Linked DNA regions of Homo sapiens: region 1 is linked to region 2. Evidence: chromatin contacts called from ENCODE Hi-C or POLR2A ChIA-PET data. All regions are on one chromosome and are shown on one strand. Each heading gives the region's core, a stretch centred on a gene start or an enhancer-like site at or near the end of the contact. The rest is flanking DNA. Distances are from core to core; before and after follow the strand shown. Region 1 has its middle 64 kb from the start of MIR8079. Region 2 holds the start of TPT1-AS1 (TPT1 antisense RNA 1).

Region 1 (3,993 bases), core at 495-2,994, 1.1 Mb before region 2:
ACATCACCGTGCTTGTATTCAAGTAACTTTTATTTTACTTAATAATGGCCCCAAAGTACAAGAATAGTGAGGCTGGCATATTGTTGTAACTGTTCTATTTTATTATTAGTTGTTGTTAATCTCTTCCTGTGTCTAATTTATAAACTAAACTATATTCTAGGTATATATGTATGTATAGGACAAAACATGATATATATGGGAGAATCTTAATTTTAATAGGGTGACAATGCAACCATCCCTAAGAAAGGAATCATGGCTCTCTTTCATTCCCCTTTGCTAGATACTTACTGCTATGAACTGAAAGTTTTTGTCCAAACCAAAATTCATATGTTGAAATCTTATCACCAAGGTGGTGGTATTAGAAGGTGAGGCCTTTGGGAGGTGATTAGGTCATAAGCGTGGAACCCTCATGAATGAGATTAGTGTCCTTACAAAAGAGGCCCCAGAGAGCCACCTTGCCCCTTCCACCATGTAACGGCACAGCAAGATGGCGCCATCTATGAACCTGGAAACGCACCCTCACCACACACCAAATCTGCTGGTTCCTTGATCTTAGATTTCCCAGCCTCCCTTCTTACCAATACATTTCTGTTGTTTATAAATTACCCACTCTACAGTATTTTGTTATAGTAGACCAAATGGACTGAGAAGGAAATATAAAAAAAAAGTATTGAGGGCTTTAGAAAAGACTTTTGTTTCTTAAAAAATAAAAATCTAGAGCCTAATAAAGAGAAGATTTGCCCTTATGATGCTCATGCAAGGACGGAAACCACCAATAAGCACCCTAAAACCAAGAAGCATGAGGACAAAAGCCAGCAGCATGGAGCATGGCAATGGAGAGGCTGGGAAAGCCTGGAAAGATAACCAAGTCAGCCAACAAACTCCGGGGCCACTTACATCCAGACTTTTTAAGGAAATAAAAAGTGCATTTACGAGTTTATTTACTTATAGTCCTTAGTCAAGTGTTCTGTTCCTAAGTGAAACAGAAAGCGGCCTTGAAGGAAAGGAGCTTAATGACGCTAGATCCAGATCTTGTAGTCAACATTAAAACCCCTCTCTCTGCAGTCTCATGGCGACTGTACCTCATTCTGCCTGATGTTTCCAAGACAGCTGTTTACATAACTTTCTTCTTCCCCTTTTCATAACCACTGCCCCCGCCCCCATGTCACCAATGATAAGAAGGCAGAGAGTTTGTCTGAATCATTTTTGTACCCACCACTTTCCCCCACCCCTGCCTGCTATAGATGACTCATTATACCATTTCTATCTTGAATTGTCATTCCCATTACAGGCAGAGAGGACAAAACACAACCACATGCACACACTTTTACACACACAGAACCATATATGTTTATCGACCTGATACAGGGAAATCAGTGGGCTACGGGTGCTGTCCCCCCATTTGAAATCTAAGCATGCCAAGAAGAAGGCAGAGAGGTGAAAGAAAGTGGAGAGAGATTGAATGAAAGAAACTGAGGAGCAAAGGAAGAGAGAGAGAGAAAGAGAGAAAATAACACCACACAGCAGCAGCTCCAGGGCTTGACATCAGCGAGATTTACTGCACTAATATGCCTAGCTGCCTGCCATAATTAGTTTCTGTAAAAACCCTATCTTCTCGCTCAGATTCAATTAAATCATACGGTGTTTATTCGCAAGATTTCTTATTCCACGATGGGAGGGCTGGCAGGACCCCAAGCTCAGCTCACCCACCTGTTCCTTGCCTGGCACTATTTCTGTATCAGTCACGTTTTCAGGTGGTCAGGCAGCCAGGGGATGAATGGGTGAGTGTTTGTGCTCGGAGATACAGGAAGACACCACACACAGCAGCCAGGGCCCTGAATGATGTCATTTTCTTCATGGCTTAAAAGGAAAACATGCACCAGAAATGGGTACCAGAGTGATAGTGAACCTGGTGTCTGATCCTAACACTGGTTATTTTTAAACCCCCTTGTGTCAAGGAGGCAAAACCAGAGTGATGGTTATTAAAAGTCATTTTAAGAACAGGCTCTAGGCTTGTTAGAGAAAATCCTAACAAACCTAGGCTATAAGATAGCAAAACATCTGATTCAGGGAATTGCTCTGTGTGGGATTTCCTGGTCACTCTCCAGGGGTGACTTGGACGGAATGCACTATATGTGCTGCCCTCCATTGCCCTTGGGGTGAAAAAACAGCCCCTCAAAATGCCACCAGTGTAAGAGATATGCATGTGGGGAGGCTATGGGGAGGAGAAGAGAGTCCTGCTCCTAATGAAAAAACAGATTTCTGCATGACACCACGCTCAGCTGCAAGAGCAGTTTTTTCCTCCTGAAGCTGAAATCAATATTAAATTAAATCTGTGTGCTTTGTCTCCATGAATAACTTTCTAACATTCTACATTGGCCAATCAGAATCCCTTCACCCTTGTCAATTCCACTTGGGTAACTTTTTTTTTTTTTTTACTCTGTTTCTTTGCCACCAAACTGCGTGTTCCCATAGGAAAGACACAGCATAACGCATCAGTTGCTCCTTGCTACTAAACAGTTGGTGGGAAAACTAAAATCTGCAGGGAAGAAGAGTAAGATAATTTTTTAACTCTTCAAGGGCACATTTCCTGTTAACCAGCTCTGTCCCCTGGGACAAGTGTGTTAAATGAATATTGACTTGGGGAAGAATCTGGGATCAAATAGGATTCTGAGCCTGTGAAGATGCTTCTCTCTCCTCATCCCCATGCTGGTGGGTGATTTTTTTAAGGTCTTCATCTTCTAATTCCCCTATTTCAACTGTTTGAATCTTTCTGGGAGACTGATTCTTCATTGAGGCTGCACTTGAGAACATGACATAAAACCATAATTTTAAAAGCACTCTAAGACTTGATACAATGAAATCAACTTAAATGTAATTATTTCTTTCCAGGATATTCTTTTTTTTTTTTTTTTTTTGCCTTTTTAAATCATTGCAGTTCTTTTCTGCTAATCTCTAACATCCCTATTCCATGACCCCCCACCAATAAATCCTAGTTTTGCTTCCTCCTTGGCCTGACTTTTGCTTGTTACCCGGAAGCATAAAAGCATCTCAAGTTTAAAAGACGTGTGGTCAGAAGCAAAGAAAAGACCCACCAAAGATGATGTCAATTAAGTCTAGCAGAAGCATTTCTTTCCATGAAAGCACACAGCCCCTAGCATCTGGGGGGAGAAGCTAACATGGTTGAGTCCCTACTGTATGGCAAGCATCTTCAATTAATCGAGACAACAACTTGCAATGCAGTGGTTATACTTGGTAAGTGAGGAAGCTGATGTTTGGAAAGGTGAAGCAACTTTTAGCCCGGTGACAAGCAAAGACTCAACCCTTGCCAGTAGAATTCCCAAATCTGATATACTGCTTGTATATTGGCAGTGAAACATATTCCCTACTCTCCCTACACATCTCCACTATTCACAACCCTCAATCCCTTCCTGAGGTGCTGAGCACAGTGAGTGCACCATCCAACCAGAAGCAACAGCTGTGGAAAGAGCCTTTGGAGGGGCTGGCATCAATCAAAGTCCAGGCATAAACCTCAACAACACAGGACAGCATATCTAGGCTGTAGGACACCCAGATTGCTGAATCTCCTTGGTGACTATTGAATAAATGTCCATCAAGAAGAGGAAGGGGAGATTATCACCCCCTAGAGGATAGACCAGCAGTCACTGTTTAATACCAAAATGACCCCCTGCTCCATGTGGTCCTGGCCAATGGCACCAAAAGGTCTTAACAGGCCTTGCATTATCCCTTGGTCCTGTGATTCTAAACCAAGAGACCCTTGATCTCTGTCCAACTAGAAAACAAGAAATTCATAATATGCCAAGAATACGACTGTCTACTTCATTATTTGACATTAGGAGAGACAGAAGATTCAATTCTATGCCTGTCTTCAACTTGGCAAACACCCATTATTTGCTTATGCTTACAACTTTTCACAAAATCAGCCCCATGTGCTGGCCTGAGCCCTGACCAGGGGATGGTAGGTGTATTCCA
Region 2 (4,165 bases), core at 423-2,922:
ATCCAAGCTTAAAAAAAGAAAACACTGAAAAAGGCAACCAGCTGTTAAGAAATTACTAGTTCACAGAAGGTATCTTTCAAGAATGTTTACATTTCTTGTTGACTATTTTCAAAATACTATTCTAATTCTAAACGGAAACAGACTGCAGGCTTCAGTATGCTCATATTATAGAAAAGCAACCACTCTTTTCCGTGAACTCATTAATAAAAAAGCAAGGACTTTCACAAAAGTATACCCACTGCGAAAGAACCTCAAAAGTTAGCCAATCTTTAAATCCTGTAAGATTCTAGACATCAGCTAGGTACTGCCAGTATCACTTACGATTTCATGTAATCTTTGATGTACTTCTTGTAGGCTTCTTTTGTGAAACTTGTTTCCTGCAGGTGATGGTTCATGACAATATCGACACCAGTGATTACTGTGCTTTCGGTACCTTCGCCCTCGGGGCCTTCAGCGGAGGCATTTCCACCAATGAGCGAGTCATCAATGTTACCTTCTGTCCTACTGACCATCTGCATTAAGAAAAAGCAGTATAATTGCAAAAGACACAAACGCATCCAAAGCACCTTCCACGCCAATAGTTCACGGATAAGAAGTATTCTTAGTTCTTGCTGAAAATAAAAAAAGCACCATTTTGGGAATAAAGTTGTGACCCGTGGATTTCTCAAAACGACCTAACTTAAAAGAGTTGTCTGTTGGCCGGAACAAAAAATGGGGTCATTAAAAAGTTGTTTCCAGTTGCGGGCATGTGATGCCTCCGGTTGGTAAGTGGGGACAGGACAAACACGAAAGGACTCCAGGCTCCTAAGCCGGAAGCATCATGTCCCGGACAACCCCGGGAGGAGGATGGGCGCCGAGGCGGCGGGCCTATTTCCAGGATCAGCTCCGCCTCCAGTTTTCTAGAAAAACCCAAGCCCGGAAAGAGCGTCTCCTCCGCCAGGAGGCGGCGGGGAGGATTGCACAACCTCAGGCGGGGGAGCGGAGGAAACCCGAGCCCGCTCGGCCCGGACTCCCCCACGCGCAGGCCCGACCGACTCACCTTCCCCTCCACCTCCAGGCACAACCCGTCCGCGATCTCCCGGATCTTGTAGATGTCGGAGAACATCTCATCGTCTGCCGGATACACAGAGCCGCCCATCACCGTGCGCCTGGCGCCGCCATTTCCCGCATTTCCCGCGCCGGCGGCCGCACGCGGGATCTGCCCCTCCGTAGCACACCAGAGCTGGGCGCGAGCCCCGGGCACCGACCCCTCCGCGCTCGGCTAAGACCGCCGGCGTCCCCTAGGCCCGCGACGGCTGCGCCTTCCCCGCCCCCACCCGCACCCCAGACCCCCGTGTGCGGCAGTAAGGATAGTGCAGTGAGGACTCACGGCTGATGAGGTCCCGGTAGATAATCATGATGGCGACTGAAGGGAGACGACGACGGCGCTAGCTTAGCACGAGCCTGAAACTCGGAGCGAGCGCGGTGCAGCCGGAGCGGCGCTCGGGGGGAGGGGGGAGCGGGCGGAAAAGGCCGACTCAGCCGCTCCCCAACCTCATATAGAGGGCACGTCCCTCTACGTCATCGCCCGCTGCGCCTCCGGAAGCGACGCAGGCGGTGACGTGGCACGAAGAGCCGCGCGGGGGCGGGGCCACAGCGGGGGCGAGTCGGGGAGGTGAGCATCCGGGGACTTGAGGCGGAGACACAAGGCTCCGTTCCACTGGGCACGCCAGCGGGTAGGGGTGGGGGCGGGGAGGTGCGCGCGCAGCGTGGGAGGAGGCCAACTCTCGGGGCGCTCCCTAGCCCTGGGTGGGTGGAGCGGGGGAAGCGGAGTACGTTGGACCCGGCTCCGCCCTACCCCACGGGGCCGCCTGGAGAGGTGCTGGGAGCTGGGTGGAGCTTAGAGGAATTAAACTTTGGCCCTGCGCCTCGTCCAGCCTAGGTTCCACCCTTTTCTGGGAACGTGAGTATCAACCAAGGTAGGAGAACGTCGCATTTAGGGAGGGTCAGGCCCTCTGGCCTGGGGTAGATCTCGGGACTGCCCGAGGGCCTCTGACAACTTTTCAGCATCTGCCCCAGGGCTGCCCCAGCTGGAGTTTTTGGGACGCTTTTGTGGGGGCACCGCTGAGTCCGGATAGTGGGACCCAAGTCGTCCTGCTCGGCCCCTGGGGAATAATCGTGTGGGGCGCAAGGTCTGTGGGAAGGGACTTGGAGAGGAGGGAAGATGTCACGGGAGTCTGCACAGGGTTTCCATGTGTTCCAATTTTGTCCCATAATTGAAAGCTTGTGGCATTCTGTGGCGGACGGCTACGGAGCTAGCTCTTCCCTTTACTATTTCGCACTTGGTCTTGGAAAAGTATGTTGTCGCTTTAAGATGAAGTTGAAATTTTATCCCTGGTGCTAGAGGGTCACACAAAGGGAGTTTCCCACCTGCCCCACCTGTTTTTTGAAGGACTTTACACCCAATTACTAAGTATTAAAACAAAACAGGTCCTGCATGGTAGCTCATGCCTGTAATCCCAGAACTTTGGGAGGCAACTACTGAAACCCTGTCTCTACACACACACACACACACACAAATTAAAAATTAATTGGGTGCGGTGGTGCCTGCCTGTAATCCCAGCTATTAGGGAGGCTGAGCTGGGAGGATCGCTTGAGCCCGGGAGTTGGAGGTTACACTGAGCTATGATTGCACCACTGCGCTCCAGCCTGAATGACAGAGCAAGACCTTGGCTCAATAGCAAAACAAAACTTCCGTATTTAGTCACATCGTCACATCTTTGGCATAAGGCAAAGATACATGCCAGTATGAAGTCTGAAAGCTTGTTCTATTTCGCAAATATTTTGTGCTTTGTATCCCTTAGAACTAGGATTTGCACCAAGATTCCAATTGTGAACAAGTTCGATCCAGTCCTACTTATAGAAGTGTTCATTCTGGTAAATCAAAGTATCAGACAATTATAATACATTAACAATTGTTCATAAATCCAATAATATAGCATTCAGCAGAGTAAGAATGCAACCCTTGGGAAAGAGCAGGACACAGGATGGCAATTGGAATGATGGAAAAGTCAAAATGCAAGAGCCAAGAAATTAACCCCTTTAAGAAGATGGGGGGACTGGGCGTGGTGGCTCACACGTGTGATCCCGACACGCGCCTGTAATCCCGGCTACTCGGGAGGCTGAGGCAGGAGGATCGCTTGAACCCGGGAAGCGGAGGTTGCAGTGAGCCGAGATCGCGCCATTGCACTCCAGCCTGAGCAACAAGAGTGAAACCCCGTCCTCCCCCACCCCCAAAAAAAGAAGCTGGAGTTCTTGGATGGAAAACTCCAGAGGACATTGGGCAACTGGGAGGAAGCTAAAAAGGGGGGAAAGGGAAAAAAAAAGATGGGGGTCTTGGATGGAAAACTCCAGAGGACATTGGGCAACTGGGAGGAAGTTAAAAATGGGGTGAAAGGGATCCCAAAATAAATGGATATGACACATGGTCAGTGAAGGCTCTCAAACCTCATTTCTGGAATGTATGAGATGATTATCACACATTAATACTGTGTGAACATTTTTTTTCCAGATTATTACAGTATAATTATTTTCTACCCCGCCCCGCCCAGATGGGGTCTTGCTCTGTTGCCCAGGCTGGAGTGCAGTGGCATGATCTCGGCTCACTGCAACCTCTGACTCCCGGGTTCAAGCGATTCTCCTGCCTCAGCCTCCTAAGTAGCTGGGATTACAGGTGCCTGCCACCACGCCCAGGCAATTTTTTTGTATTTTTAGTAGAGACAGGGTTTCACCATGTTGGCCAGGCTGGTCTCAAACTCCTGAGCTCAGGCGATCTGCCCGCCTCGGCCTCCCAAAGTGCTGGGATTACGGGCGTGAGCCACTGCACCCGGCAAGTATAATTATTTTCTTCAGTTTTAATACTTCCAAACTATTCAGAAATATTATCATTGACCCATGCAGTACTCTCAAACATTACTCTCAACTGCCCAATCTCATATTCAGGTCGAAACAGTTCTTTAAGTTTTATAAAAATATAGTCGTGGTGAAAAAAAGTACTGAAGAGTCATGGCACCCTAGATTAAAATCTTGCCTTTGGCCGGGCGCGGTGGCTCACGCCTGTAATCCCAGCACTTTGGGAGGCCGAGGCAGGTGGATCACTTGAGGTCAGTAGTTTGAGACCAGCCTG

Evidence for each region. A loop is a pair of places that touch in the nucleus more often than their neighbours do. ChIA-PET counts read pairs that join two places held with the same protein, here RNA polymerase II (POLR2A). Pooled maps may share reads with other maps.
Region 1: a pooled map shows a loop between it and region 2 (7-fold over the local background). The contact joins the enhancer-like site here to the promoter of TPT1-AS1 in region 2. A Hi-C loop is called at or near these places in 5 of 50 pooled maps. POLR2A ChIA-PET finds 5 or more read pairs at or near these places in 2 of 52 experiments (HEK293 and OCI-LY7).

What each region holds. Positions count from the first base shown.
Region 1 is chr13:44,258,052-44,262,044 of GRCh38, forward strand. No RefSeq gene overlaps it. Among named protein-coding and RNA genes, the nearest start is that of MIR8079, 64 kb to the left of the region's middle. Within about 2 kb of position 1,745, at least 16 of the 41 ENCODE cell types and tissues checked have a DNase peak (open chromatin) inside an H3K27ac peak, as active enhancers do; they include OCI-LY7, where a contact is called at or near this core.
Region 2 is chr13:45,339,673-45,343,837 of GRCh38, forward strand. It overlaps TPT1-AS1 (TPT1 antisense RNA 1), which reads left to right and starts at 1,673. Exons shown (of 11, transcript NR_024458.1): 1 at 1,673-1,715; 2 at 3,754-3,868. TPT1 (tumor protein, translationally-controlled 1) reads right to left here and starts at 1,511. Exons shown (of 6, transcript NM_003295.4): 1 at 1,370-1,511; 2 at 1,040-1,113; 3 at 322-512. The coding sequence starts at 1,397. It overlaps LOC124903169 (a long non-coding RNA gene), which reads left to right and starts at 1,762. Exons shown (of 2, transcript XR_007063781.1): 1 at 1,762-1,958; 2 at 3,615-3,631. RefSeq lists enhancers at 581-1,370, 2,950-3,737 and silencers at 1,268-1,337, 1,418-1,527, 1,688-1,887.